2 separate regions of the Homo sapiens genome follow, and region 2 is linked to region 1. A link is a loop called in an ENCODE intact Hi-C map of the cell type or tissue named here. Cell type or tissue: GM12878. All regions are shown on one strand. Each heading gives the region's core, and the rest is flanking DNA. Links, peaks and the distances in the headings are about the cores only.

The links. A loop is a pair of places that touch in the nucleus more often than their neighbours do. Peaks named below come from ENCODE experiments on the same cell type or tissue, not always from the same donor. Only the 100,000 strongest peaks of a DNase experiment are listed, where the experiment ranks them.
Region 2: it touches region 1 in a loop (2.2-fold over the local background); 1 of 110 quality-filtered maps calls a loop at or near these places.

What each region holds. Positions count from the first base shown.
Region 1 is chr18:4,387,984-4,395,633 of GRCh38, forward strand. All of the region lies in intron 1 of DLGAP1 (DLG associated protein 1), which reads right to left. Among named protein-coding and RNA genes, the nearest start is that of DLGAP1, 63 kb to the right of the region's middle. In GM12878, for the core only: no CTCF peak of the experiment used is centred there; a DNase peak (open chromatin) is centred at 4,078; H3K27ac peaks cover 538 bases.
Region 2 is chr18:4,266,192-4,273,841 of GRCh38, forward strand. All of the region lies in intron 1 of DLGAP1 (DLG associated protein 1), which reads right to left. All of the region lies in intron 1 of DLGAP1-AS5 (DLGAP1 antisense RNA 5), which reads left to right. Among named protein-coding and RNA genes, the nearest start is that of DLGAP1-AS5, 5.4 kb to the left of the region's middle. In GM12878, for the core only: no CTCF peak of the experiment used is centred there; a DNase peak (open chromatin) is centred at 4,000.

The DNA.
Region 1 (7,650 bases), core at 1,907-5,906:
CCAGGTAATGAAGTGTCTCTTTTGCCAAGCTCAGGAAATTGGACTGTTCTCTACAGGGACTGAGTGCCTAGTGGGGAAGAATCGGGGTCAGCAGTGTGGAGGACGGAGTGGAAGCTAGGCATAAACAGTGAGCTAAAGTCATATTTAAATCTTTGCAATATTTCAAGAGACAAATGAGGCTCTGAATTAGGGTAAGGGCAATGCTAAAGAGTGTTAAGAAATGCAGCAGACAGGACACAGTAAAGTAAAACATAGAGAGGGGAAACTCAAGAATGACACTCAAGTTTCTGATTAGAGGATGGTGAAGCTAATGACCAAGAAGGAGACGGTTTCGAAGGAAAAAATGGTTTCAGTTTTGCACATGTGCCTGTGGCACATCCATAGGGAAGTATGTAGGAGGTAGATGGATATGCAGCTTGGAACGCAGGAGACATTCCTTCACCTGGAGATACTAGAGCTAGGGGTCATTAGTGAAGAAAGCCATTGGAGCTGCGGGAAAGGGTGAGCTTGCCTAGAGGGTACATATAGTTCAGGAACAGAACCATTAGGACAATGGCATTTAAGGAATGGGTAAAGGCAGAAAGAAATTGGTGAAGAAAAATAAGGAGTCATGTTGTACTGAAACTATTGCAGGTAAGATGCCCAAATTTTTCTTTATCACAGTCTTTACAAACTTCAGACTTCATATTAGGAAGGAAAAAGTTACTCTCCCCCACCCGCTGGCTATTACTTACAGCCAAAGACATCTTAACTGTAAAGTATCTGATATAATTTTAACAATTATCTCATATACGTATCAGGAAAGTAACAACCACAATGAGATATCACCTCACACCCATCAGGTTGGCTACTATCAAAACAAAAACAAAAAAAGAAAATAATGTCAGTGAGGATGTGGAGAAACTGGAGCCCTTGTCTACTGTTGACGGGAGTGTAAAATAGTACAGCCACTCTGAAAAAGTTTGGCAGTTCCTCAAAATATTAAAAATTGAGTTGTCATAAGATCCAGCAGTTCCACTTCTGGGTATATGGCCAAAAACATTGAAAGCAATGTCTTGAAGTGACACTTGTACACCTATGTTCATAGTAGCACTATTCACAATAACTAAAAAGTGGAAGCAACACAACTGATCATTGATGGATGAATGGATGAACAAAATATGATATATAGAAACTATGAATTATTATTCATCCTTAAAAAGGAAGGACATTCTAACACATGCTACAACACGGATGAACCTTGAGAACATTATACTAAGTAAAATAAGCCAGTCACAAAAAGATGAATACTTTATGATTCTACTTAAATGAAGTGTCTAGAATAGTCAAATTCACAGCAAGAGAAATAAAGTAGAATGATGGCTGCCAAGGGGTACGGGTAGGGGAAAATGGGGAGTTCTTTAATGGGCATAGAGTTTCAGTTTTGTAAGAGGAAAAATTTCTGAAGACTGATTGCACAAAAATATGAATGTACTTAACACTACTGAACTGTACACTTAAAAATGGCTGACATGGTAAATTTAATGTTCTGTGTAATTTACTACAATGGAAAATTGTATAAAGCAACTGAATGGTGACAGCAAAAACAGATTGACTGTAGAATGATTTTCTATGATTGGTTAAATTAAATGATTTTTATTTTCTTCTTTATCTTCATGGATTATCCAAAATTACTACAATGGGATGTGTACCTTTTATAGTCAAAATAGAAGTTATTCCAATGAACTAGTTCACACTACCCATTATACGCAAATTGATGTACATCTCCAATGTGCTTTCAGAGCAACTGCATTATTCTGTTATATTCTGTGTCACGAGTTTGCTGTTGGCACACAATGACGTCTATTAAGATGCACATCAATTACTATAACCTGCAATTAATAATGCATAGTTTAAATATTACTGGTGAATAGTCTTCATTATTAAATCTAGATGTCTATTTCCTTCATGTTTCTAAGATACTTCTACTTCAAGATTAATTCATTTAATTTAACTGAACATCAGCTACATGTAGGGCACTGTGTTAGTCCCTCCAGTGGCTACAGGGCTAAATGAGGTATGGTTTTTGATCTTAAGAAATACATTCTAATAGTGTATTGTATTGTTCTCCAAAATATTCTCTGCCCTTCCTTATGGAGAGAATATATGTCCCCATACCATGTTGGCCCATAACAAATTGTGTGAAAAAAAAAAAGATGTATTCCTCCCCCTTTTTTCTTAATTAATAAATCTTATGTTTTTATAGCAGTTTTAGGTTCACAGGAAAATTGAAAGGAAAGGACAGAGGTCCCATGCACCCCTGTCCCCACATGTTCACAACACTACTGACATCCCATATCACAGTGGTACACTTGTTGTAATTGATGAACCTCTATTGACACATCATTATCACCCAAAGTCCACAGTTTCTACATCAGGGCTCATTCTCGGTGTTGCACATTCTACGAGCTTTGAAAAATGTATAATGACATGTGTCCACCATTGTAGTATCATATAGAATAGTTCCACTGCCCTAAAAATTCTCTGTGCCCAACCTATTCATCCTTCCATTCCTCCTAACCCCTGGTGACCACAAATCCTTTTACTATCTCCATTGTTCTGACCTTTCTAGAACGTCATACAGTTGGAGTCATACAGTACATAGGCTTTTCAGATTATTTTCTTTCACTTAGTACGGATTTAGTTTCCTTCATGTCTTTTTGTGGCTTGATAGCTGAATAATATTCCACTGTCTGGATGTACCACAGTTTATCCATCCACTGATGGAAGACATCTTGGTTGCCTCCCAGTTTTTGGCAGTTATGAATAAAATTTCTATAAAAATCATAGGCAGTTCTAGAGGCCCCTGGGCAAAGCTTTGAGATCTTTAACACTGTTTTTCACGGTTCCTCCATGTTCTCTTTTGCCTCTGACCTGTAACTGGAAGTGCTCCTCTTGGGCCTGCTCCATCAGCCTGCGCTCATCTTGGAAGAAAGAAGCTTGGTACGGTCAGTAGTACAGAATGGTCATATACCTTAAACACACTGTTACCTGAATTTAACTTAGCCTATCCCGATTGACACATATAATCAAGTCCAGTGTATCCTTTTTATATAAATTTGCTTTAAGCCAGATAAACATAATCTCCCAGAAGAGCTTATCTATGTCACAAAACAGACATATATATTTCCCAAGGAAGATGCTCCTCCTGCAATCACTTTCTCAAATGCAAGCATTTGTTTTTCAACAGCACTGAGCAGGAGGCCTCTGCAACTAGGGAAACTCAACCGGGTCACTTTTCCCACCCTTCCTTCATTTAATAAAAATGGCAGAGTCCAGTTGCGGAAGATGTGCTCAGAAAGTTTGCTTTCTTCATCCTGCTTTTGCCTTTGGCCAGTTTGACCCACGGTGGGGTTTCTTAATTTCTAGCATCTCAATTTCTTGCTTAAGAAATAGTCCTATTTACCTATTTCACCATCCTCTAGTGTTCACTCAGTGGTTATTTCTTTGCTACCTCAAATGCCGAGTAATATTCACCCCAATCCATAGCTGGCTGACACCTATTTTCGGTGATTTCTGTGGTACTGATTGGTGAAGATCCCCTTAGCTTGAAGGAAATTGAAGAAGCGACTACATAGCCCATAACATCCCTTTTGAATTCCAGCTTGCAATTTAAATAACCTGGTCCTTCCTAGAAGCATAAACCTTCAGGATTGCTCAAGTAGAAATACTGACTTTTATTTTGCCTCTTGGTCAGACAGATCTACACCCTTTGTTAAGGTATGCTCCCAGAAACGCATGTTCTTGGGCTAAACATTTACCTCATGGGAGCCTAAGGAGTTTCTGAATGTCTCCAGAACAGTAGTTTACTGTAATGGAGAAGCAGTCCAGCCTCATTCCCTCCACATCTACACATGGCTTTGATACCGTACCCTCTTTATTTGGTCTAAAAATATTTTTAAAGAAAAAAAGTCACACTACAAAGGCGATTGAGGTAGTTGGTTTTTAATCAGTTACTGATTTGTTGTTGTCACTTGTTTTGGTTAGAAACCCTTAAAAGGAGAAATTCAACTGATGGCTCTCTTCTCATGAACCGAAAGTTCAATTTCCCCTGACGAAAGTGGGTCAAGGGAAATGAAACCAGTTTCCTCCTGATTACTAGGTCATAAAAAACGGATTCCAGAGCCAGCAATCGCCACCAGCAACCCAGATGGGTAGCCCAAAGCCTGTTGAGGGGCAGTTGGTAGGCAGCACAGCCTGAGATTCATGGATAGAGACCTCCTGCTCCACATCATTATGGTATGTTAGTGGAGGAGCTGCTCATATCCAGGTGGGACTTCTCTACCTCCCCTTAGGAAGCTGCATGATCTGTTCACTTATTGTTTGATTGGGCCCTTAAAATGTGAGTGAAAATACACCAGAATTTTCCCATGAAAGGTTAACAAAGTTCTAGGGGTCCTCATTATAGACCATTTAATAATGTATTATTTATTCTGAGGCTGTATCCAAGTTTCAGATGCTCCAAGAAAAAAAAGGAATTTGATCTTGTGTCATAACACACTTTAAAAAATGCCTTCTTGAGGACAACTAGTTAAAAGAGAGTGCTGCTAGGTCTCTTCCCTTGGCTGATCCACCTACTCAAAGTTTAAAGGCTCATATAAGACAGGAAGCTTTATAATCTACTAAACTCTGTAATAACTGTACAGTCTACAGTGATTGTAGGCCCATGGATTTAAACATCATTTTATATCCCTAGGCCAAGTCTTACTTCTGAGATCCAGCCTCACATTTCAAACTGTCTGCTTGGCATTTTCTCCTGGGTGTCTCAAAGACGCTGCAAACTTAGAATGAGCAAAATAAAACACTTGAGTCCTGATGCCCAATTGGTCCCAAATCTAGCCTTCTCCTTTTTAGGATATGGCACTCCCGGCCAACCATTCCAACCAGAAATGTAAAAGTCATCTTTGTTCCCACCCTCATGCCTTATACGTAATCCATCAGCAAGTCATGTGTACTGTATTTCCAAGATACATAAGGAATTGATATACATTCTCTGCCATCAACTTGAACTAGACTTTCATCATCTACCACTTACAGCAGCCCTCACGTGGTTGTCAAATTCCTACAGTTGGTTTCTTTCCAGCAAAATAAATGATCTTCTTAAGACATAAATTAGATTTTGTCACTTGCATACTTGAACAATTTTGTTGATTGCCTTAAAATAGAATAAATAAAATAAAACACTTAATATAAAATCCTATCTCCTTACCGCAGCCTATGAAAACTCTGTCTACCAAGACCCGTATTTATTTGCATACCTAGACTCCTCTTCTATCGTACTCCATGCCTCTCTCTCTCACTATGCTTCAGCCACAGCCATCTTTTTGTGTTTCCCCATTTGGTGAACATGCCAGTCTCTTTCCCACGCAAGAGCCTTTTCACACTCTCTGTACTCTACCTGGAATGGACTCTACCTCTAATTTTTCAGATGGTTGATTCTTTGTCACATTTGGGTCCCATGTCAAATGGTACTTTCTTCAAGAGGCATTCCTTGACCAATCTATTTAAAATGGCAACCCCTCCCATTATTCTGGATCTCAACCATAGTTTGTTGATGTAGCTACACCATAATTTGTAATGAAATTTTCATTTGTATTTGTCTGATTGCTTTTGTCTCTCCTGCTGGCACATGAACTCTACATCTGCTTTACTCTTTTACTCACCTGGAGTCTCCCTTATCTAGAACAGCAGTCCCCAACCCTTTCGGCACCAGGGACTGGTTTCATGGAAGACAGTTTTTCCACAGACCGGGGGCAGGGGTGGTTCTGGGATGAAACTGTTCCACCTCAGAACATCAGGCATTAGATTCTCATAAGAAGCGTTCAACCTAGATCCCTCGCATGTGCAGCTCACAACAGGGTTTGCGCTCCTGTGAGAATCTAATGCCGCTGCTGATCTAACAGGAGGCGGGGCTCAGGTGGTAATGCTCACTCACCCATGGCTCATCTCCTTCCTGCTGTGCGGCCAGGTTCCTAACTGGCCAGGGACTGGTACTGTCCATGGCAGAGGGGTTGGGGATCCCTGCTCTAGAACAACTAATACGTAGAAGGTATGTAATAAATATTTATTGAATAAATGAATACAAAAGTAGCTATATGGCTAAACATAATAAGGTGACAAGAAAGTTTCTGCATATGTGAAGACAAAACAGTAAAAGAAGAAAGCCACCGTCAGGATGACTATGAGTTCCATGAGCCTTGAAAAAACGTATTCATTTACTAGATGACACGGATTTCGCTTTTGCTAATAAGTGGGCACAATTCTAATCAGTATCAATTATCAAATGTCTACTGTTCTTTAATCAGGAGGAAACAAGAAGCTATTGAAGGTGTGTGAGATAAGAATTTAAGAATAAATTTCCTTTTGCTTGATTCACTATTTCACTGCCATTTTGAAAGAACTTACTTCAAACTAAGTAATTGTTCAGGTGACAATATTTAAACAATAACATAAAAATCCAGAAAAATGCACATCTACTTGGAAGGATTCCTTTGGAGAAGAATTTGGGGGAAAAAATCCCCAAAATAGAATGCCTCTAATCACTGGGTTTAATCAATTTTTGGAATAATTAGCCTAGTTAATTATTTATGAAAACGTAGGTTTTAAATGAAAACTACAGTTTATTGTTAAAATATATCTTCTTTGTAATACAAATTCCTATGCCAGTGTATCAGATAATTAATTTTAAATAGGTGGGAACAAACCTATTTTCAGAAATCAAGATTTTGATGATCACGGAAATTAGTAAGGTTCTTATGCCAATAGTGATATTTTTAGATCTGTTTTCTCTTAAAGAATTTCATAAATTGCTTTACAGAGTTTCAGTTCTCGTCTATTGAAAATAAGGCATGCTCAGCCTGCACAAGTGAACATGAGACAGCTCAGGAATACCTTCATTCGGCCCTACTGTGCTAAATTAAGCCATTTGGTACTGAAAGTTAGTAGTTACCCAGAAATAAAATCTTGCTCAGAATAGTCAGAAAATGGTGTTTGAACAAAGGAAACAAGTAACAGTCTTTAAAAATTACCCGGACATTTCAATGTTAACTTTCCAGTTTCTGATTTTTCAGACTTTCCTTTGAGTTTTATGCCTAATTTTGAAGTGTTCCAACACAAAACACAAGTTGTAAAAGAAATAGCACATTGCATTGGGAATTCTTTACCTAAGTTCACATTTTCCCCTATTGACATACAAAAGAAAAAGAAAGAGAAAGTAAAATTCCAAATGGGTATTAACTTTTATGTAATATTTTCTTTTTCCTTTTTATATCCCTATTACTATCTCTAAAACATTGGGGAGGTAAGTATCGCTTTTCTCTGGGTCAAAAAAAATCAAGATAAACTTAATCAAAATCAAATAGGGGGTATAAAGTAAAATCAAGATTTTTGCCTTACTTTTAAAATTATTATTTCTAGCATCTACCTCAGTACGAGGGCTCCGCGTATTACCTATAGCCAGAGACTGATGGTTTCCTAACCTGGGAGACCTGCTGGGCATGCAGCTGGTTCTCTGTAAAGATCATTAACATGGTTCTCTGTAAAGATTCATTAACATGGAGGGGTGGAGACGGGTGAAGGAAAGATGAAATGGTGTTTTCTGGTAAAAGTAAA
Region 2 (7,650 bases), core at 2,216-6,215, 120 kb before region 1:
CAACCTCCATCACTTCTTCTTGCAGGCCCTTTATAAGTAGCTCTACACTCCATCCAACTATACAGCCCTCAAGCTGGGAAAGAATGTAAATTTGAGTTTGCCACAGATAAAGCATGAATAGATTCCACTAATCACTTGCTTGGATGATAAAAATACAATGCCACAGACTAGAGAGCACAGAAAATCACTATAATGGCAATTTGGGCATAAATGCTTATCCTAAGAACTGGAGAACTCCTAGTGGGCTAAATCATTTTTGAAGGCCTCGCTAGATCAACGGGGAGCACAGAGCATAGGTATCTTCAGAGCTGACTGGGGAGGACCTTTGCTTCTTTATTTGTCTGTTCACTTTTTTCTTTATTTCCCTGATTAGCAGGCAACAAGAGGAGATCAAGAAAGTAAAAATAATTATTTCAATTGCTCTTTCATACTTCCAGCAAATTTCTATCTAAAGACAGCAGACAGCACAAGTTTCTCCAGGTGCACCAGTTGCTGGAAAGTCAAAACTAAAAGCTCAATGATATTTGGGTAAATTTCAGATGATTACATACATCCATGTCTTATGACAACAATGATCAAAAATCAACTGCATTCTGGGCAAACAAGCTGTCTGTGATTTTTTTAAAATGATTTTTGAAATCAGCATATGGGCTATATGTATAATTTTTAGTAACTCATTAGATAACATTTACAAGCAAATAAAAGACTCCAAGTGTAATCTTTATATAAATTTGGCATTTTGATCAAGTCTGATATCCATACACTCATCTCAGGTGCTGAGTTTACTAATGTGCTCACCCACCCACTGATAGCTGCCTTAGTTGAACAACTCTTACCTTACTCTTTTGCAACTATTTGCCTTTTCTTTTTCTTCTGCCTGACTTTTTATTAGGTTTGTGTATTGGTTTGGGACATTTTATGACAATAGCTTATCACAAACACAATATCCTGATGAGACTGAAGACCAATATTTGTTTCTATCACTGTAATGAGTGTGTGTGTGTGTGTATCTATCTACCTATCTAATGAGCCTAATATTACAGTCAACTGCTGTCTTAATACTGTGATTAATGCTATGTCTTACCTGCCCACCTGTGCACCTAATCTTTACAACTTCTAATTTGTGGCAGAGATAAATGGACTATCAATGGGAAACTACAAAGATTACTTGCTATTGCTCCTTCCCTTGCAGAAACATTTTGTTGCCCTACAAATTACTTTGGTTAAACTCTACAGTTACATTGTCTGGTTATAAAATGCTTAATGGGAAGTTTCTCCCCACCTCCATTTGTTTTAACAAACACAAGAATTAGAAGATATGTGAGTAATCATAAAATCTCATCTTGCACCCAAAGGAAATATTCCTGTCAGATGGTATATTACTTATCTACAGCTGCATACAAAATTACTCCAAAACTTAGCAATTTAAAACAACACACATTTATTATCTCACCCAATTTGAGGTTTGGGATTGTGGGAGCAGTTTAGTTGGGTGGTTCTGGCTCAGGATCGCACATGAGGCTGCAGTGAAGCTGTCAGCTGGGGCTGCAGTCATCTGACAACTAGGCTGTGGCACAAGGATCCACTTCTACAAGCTGTTGACAAGAGGCTTCACTTCCTCACTGCGTAGGTCTCTCCACAGGGCCACTCACAACATGGCAGCCGGCTTCCCTGAGTGAGTGATCCATGGGAGTGAGAGAGATTGACCAAAATATACGATGCAGTGCCTTTTACAACCAAATCTTGGAAGGGACATACTATCACTTCTGCCATATTCTATTGGTCACATATCATTACTGAAATTCCGGACAAGATCACACAAAGGTGTGAATACCAACCAGGAGAGGGTGGTGAGCAGAGGCCATCTTGGAGGCTGGCTGTCATAGATGTTTGTTCAGTTTCTGACAGGATGGTTACTACCTCAGGTGGCAGCCTATTCCATCTCTGCACAATTAAAACTGTTAGACCAGCTCTTCTCAGACAGGCCAAAATTTAACTTCATTAGAGATGAGGGGAAAGAAACAAGTACAATTCCCTTGATGTTGATGGCTTATATATTCTTGTAGTTATTGGAATATGAACATTTCAAATTGACTGCTATTTTTGGAAATTTCAAAAAGGAATAAACAGTATTTTTTAATAATTTTATTCTACAGTGTAGTTAAATAGAAAGTATGCCGGGGAAGAAAAAAATAGTGAATAAAAGAGAAAGGGAGATTATGAATATAGACAGACTGGAGTGAATACCTATTTGATGCTGAAATAGGTATTAGGATAATATTTATCCCACAACTCTTGCCACACCGGCTGTAATTTATCTCTCCTCTCTTCTCTCCTTATAGTACCAGATTAATTTTCTATTTTCTAGTTTTAACAGCAGGGTTTGTGGGTTACAGCCATTCTAATATCTTGTAACTACAATTTCATTTATGTAATTTGCAGCAAAATATGGCAGAATTGTTAGGTTTCTATAAGAATTATTTTACATATTAAATATAGAAACTATTATTTTGGGAAGAAATAATTATTGAACTTGAAATACTCCATAAATACATATTCTTACTTCAAAGATAATAGATTTCATGTCTGCTTCTTGCTTGAAAACATATAAAAACCAATGGACTAAAATCAATGTATTTAATAACTTTTACATCGGTCCAGTACCAATTTTAAGAAATTACACAATACAGAGATCAGTAAAGAATAAGATCCACCATATAAATAATAATAATTTTGAAGAGTTCTTTTATTCAGTATTGTGTTATATATAATGTTTTTCTTGCTTAGCTATTAGCAGTTTTTTGGACATAATTTGAACAAAGCCAAAATGTAAATGTCAGATTGATGGATTATTAAAAATTGGCAAATCAGAGTAGTCCCAGTTAATATTAACTCTTATAATATCAAGAAATCCCTTTTAAAGGATTAAATAAATCCATTGCTACTTACTGAATTTCTCCCATATTGCAGTAAGATATAGTAAATGTATCCAACAAACGCCAGCCTGATCTTTCCATATATCTACTTAATTTTCATGTAATATTGACTACAATGTTGACTCCCTGAAAGTATAAATAATTTCTCTTTGGAAAACTATCACAATACCATTCATATTCTAATATTCATATTATTTTATATATACATATATATATATATATATATATTTTTTTTTTTCTTTTTGAGACGGAGTCTTGCTCTGTCGCCCAGGCTGGAGTGCAGTGGCGCGATCTCAGCTCACTGCAAGCTCTGCCTGCCGGGCTCACGCCATTCTCCTGCCTCAGCCTCCCGAGTAGCTGGGACTACAGGAGCCCACCACCATGCGCGGCTAATTTTTGTGTATTTTTAGTAGAGACGGGGTTTCACCGTGTTAGCCAGGATGGTCTCGATCTCCTGACCTTGTGATCCACCCGCCTTGGCCTCCCAAAGTGCTGGCATTACAGGCGTGAGCCACCGCGCCCGGCCATATTCTATTATTATTTTATTTTCACCGAGAAATAAAAGCCATTTGAAAGGGCCATTGACATAGTCTATAATTAATGTTACAGCTATAAAGTTAAAATGGCCAATGATAAGTCTAGTTATTAAACATCACAGACATTCTACCAATGCATACATTTATCTAGAAAATGCTAGGGCTGACTATGAGTACTAGGGGGAGAATTTCTTGAGTTCTGACTAATTTTGTCCTGAACTTATGTCTGTTTTAAATTCTGTTTGTAAAGTCTTCTTTCTAGGTTCCCTTTACAAAGGCCTTTTCTACTGCAGCTTGTTTCACTTTAGCATGCTAATGATTGAAATAGAAATTTATGCTATTCACAATAGGATCCTTCACATGTTACAGTAGCATAGTTTAAATGTTCAGAAGCTCTGTGTTAAAATTTAGTTTTTGACAAAATGGCTCAAGTTCCTCTTATTAAAGAACCGGATCTCTCTCATTCTCTGAGAAAGTCCCTTTGTAGATGAGATGCACTACTGCACTGTGTCATCACTAATACAGGGTGGTTTCATTCGCACTTGGCACCTCTCAGGTAGGTTGTTTTGCAATGGCTTTATTTCATTTTCCCCTCTTATTACCCTGCAGCTTATTTAACAGAAAGTGCAAAGCCAAGCCTCACTTTGTTCTTCCTCTGGGGACAACCTACTCTTAGGCAGCAACATTTCTCCTTCCAGCTCACTGTGTCAATGTCTCTCCCACTAGCTCAAATGGCATCATTTGGGAGGCGTATAAAACATTTGGTGTAGGACAGATGATTTGTTACTTTAAAACTTGAGTAAGTAACTTTTCACGAGAATAATTAATTTAGTGATAACATAATATTTTTCCAAAATATTTCACATTGATGGTTTCATCACACAAAACTAATAATTTTTAATGTTTGGAATATATTTTTCTGAAGAGGAGGCTTTATTGAAAATAAAGAACACTTACAAGAAAATAAAGAACACTTACACTGTCCCATCCCTCTCCTTCCCTCCAAATATACCTTCCAAAGCCTCTGACAAGCATTCTATGGCTATTACTAGTAGGTTCAATTTTAATTTAGTAATCAGGTGATTTTATAAGCTTACTTTCCAAAAGTAAAGTTCCAAGAACAACCTTTTATAGAACTGCAGTCATGCATTTAGTGTGGGCATTTCTGAGATGCTGTTTGCAGATGTTGACTTATACCTTAAGTCGTTTTCATGGTGAATGAGATTCCTTAATCACTATGTCCTTTTATTGTTTGATCCTATCACTAGAACATTTTATGAAGTAACAATTTTCATCAGAAAATTTTTCTTTCCCTTGTGGATTATTTTCCAAAGCTTAGAAACATAATTTTAAAGGCAGGTTTCCATCCTGACTCATATTCCAGAAGACACAGAAGCCAGCTGATTCACAATCCCCTCTATAAAGGGGGAGTATTCTTGACTTAGAAAGTGGTTGACAGCTTTCTCCAAGCTGGTTTCACACTAGAATCATTTGGGGAAGTTTTACAAAGAACTCAAGCTCAGATCCAATCCCGAGAGGTCCTGATTTAATTGGTCTGTGGTGAGTAGGCCCCAGGACCAATATTTTTGAAGCTCCCTCCCGAAGTACTTCTAATGATTGTTAATCATTAACCTCCAACCTCTAGTTGGAACATTTACAAATACTTTACCATGTTGTTCTTGCTTTTCATGATACTACCTAATTTCACATATATGAAGTGAGAGCAAGTAAGGCAATCTTAGAGAAACATATCATTTGCCTGGTATCCTTTGGGAATGATTATTATGAATGAAAGAATACTGCAAATAAGAAAAATTTGGCCTACCAATGGTGAATATTAAATATTTAACCAAATTTGTTGGGAATTTTTCTAATAAATATTATGTAAGTCTATACCTTGAAGAAAATATACTAAACATTATTTAATCTTTTCTTGATGGTTCAATATTATCATTGTAGACACCTGTAGTTGTATTAGCTTGTCTTTGTAATATTTCTACTCCTCCACTTAATGGTATCAGAGTTGTGAAAGTTTTTGGAGGTGGTGATTCTTATCATGCCTCAGTCTCAATTATTACTTCTTAGTGATTTTAACCCACCTATTTCCCTTTGCTTTTGACCTTTCTGCTTCAAATATAATGATGTAAATATTGATTATGCTGAAATGACTTAATATATTTTGAGAAGACCTTAAAGCTTGAGGGAACAGGTAATCATGCTCATTAAATCAAGTACCCTTTTTGATGCACACAATTCATGTTTAGTAGGCTCTGTGGTGAGAACACAGGAATGGCTCTTCTGCAAGAGAAAGCACTTGAAGACTGAGACCAAGTTTCCTCCTTGCAATTCTTTATCCATTTTTTTCTTTCATGACTGTATTCAGATATTTTAATATTTTAGGCTTATGATCTGTGCAGTGTATTCCAACTTTATGAAGTTAGGCTAATATTAAGGTAGAAGAGTATGAATAGTATTAAATGGTGTATTGCGTAAGAAATATATATTTATCTCACTTCTTAGAACTGCGTAATTCTTTGTCTACTTCTGTCATTAAAATTGCTTCTGAAGAACTGTCATCTACAAACTTATATAAGATTTCCTCATCTGCAGCTTTTTTGAAGAATGCATCAAAAAGTTACAGTATAAGGTGTGATGTGAATTCAGTTTATTTTACCTTTTTTTGTTCTTTGGGTTAAAGCCAGGAGAGATTTTTAAGTATGAAATATATATGTAATATTAGATGAATATATTATCTCACTAAATAGTATCCCTGAGCTAAAACTCCCTGTCAACCATGCAGAGCAACATAGCAGCCATGTGATGGCATTTCAGTTACAAAATACTGGAAAATGTTAAACTTGTCAAATAATAATCCGACTTAGTCCCTTAGCCCCCAGGCTGAGTAATTCCAGGCTATTTTCTCTGCCATCAGCAGGCCACCATGAGATCAGACTGTTTTGCAGCACCATATGAAGTAAAAAGCCAGAGACACAGATTCAACATATATAAAAGGATTTCCTATTGCCCTAACTCTTCTACGGGAAAGCGTTTTATAGTGGCCTACATTGTATGCCCTCAAAATATATGTTCAAGTGCTAACCCTTGAAACCTGTGAATGTGACCTTGTTTGGAAATGGGTTCTTTGCAGACATAATTAGTTATAACGAGATCACACTGGTTCAGGGTGGCCCCTACATCCAACGACAGGTATCCTTACAAGAAGAGGAGAGGTCACACAGAGAAAACCTTGTGAAGGCAGAGGTGGAGACTGCAGCTACAAGCCAAGGCATGAACAGTAAGGATTGCTGGGAGCCATGAGAAGCTAGGATGCATCAAGGAGGGATTCTCATCAAGGGCCTTCAGAGAGAGGAAGGTCCTGCCAGCACCTTGACTTTGAACTTCTAGCCTCTAGAACTGTAAGAGGATAAATTTCTGTTGCTTTACCACCTCTCCACACCCTATTTGTGGTAATTTGTTACTGCAGCCTCCAGGAAACTAATACAGCATTGAAACAAAAACTTTCCATTATAGCAAATTTGAGTGTGGAGAAGGAAAGCAATCATTTGTTAACCTCTCACCATGTTGAGAAATAGCCTGATCTCTTAAACCCTCCATGCACCCTGCCTCTCCCGCTCTTGCTTCCCCAGCATACATGGGTCTCCTCTTGGTACTTGCTCTCCTTTTCCTGGTCTTGGCTGAACCAAGAAATCCCTCACATACTTTACCCAGCACCACCAGGTATTACTGATGATGTTCCATGGCACAGCATTACAACCATTCTGTGAATGTTGTTTTTACAGAATGAAAGCAACACTGTCACCTAGGCTGGAGTGCAGTGGTGAGATCATAGTTCAGTGTAACTTCAAACTCCCGGGCTCAAGCAATCCTCTCACCTCAGCCTCCTGAGTGGCTATGACTACAGGTGGACGCCAAAATGCCTGGCTAATTTTTTGTGGAAATGGGGTCTCACCCTGTTACCCAGGCTGGTTTTAAATTCCTGGGCTCAAGCAGTTCTCCCAATTCAGCCTCCCAGATAGCTGGGATTACAGGCGTGAGCCACTGTGCCCCTCCTTAAGTTAATTTTTACATATGGTGAGAAATGGGAGTCCAACGTCATCCACTTTGTTGGTGTGTAATTGTTCATAGTATTTTCTTACAATGCTTTTTTAATTTTTGTA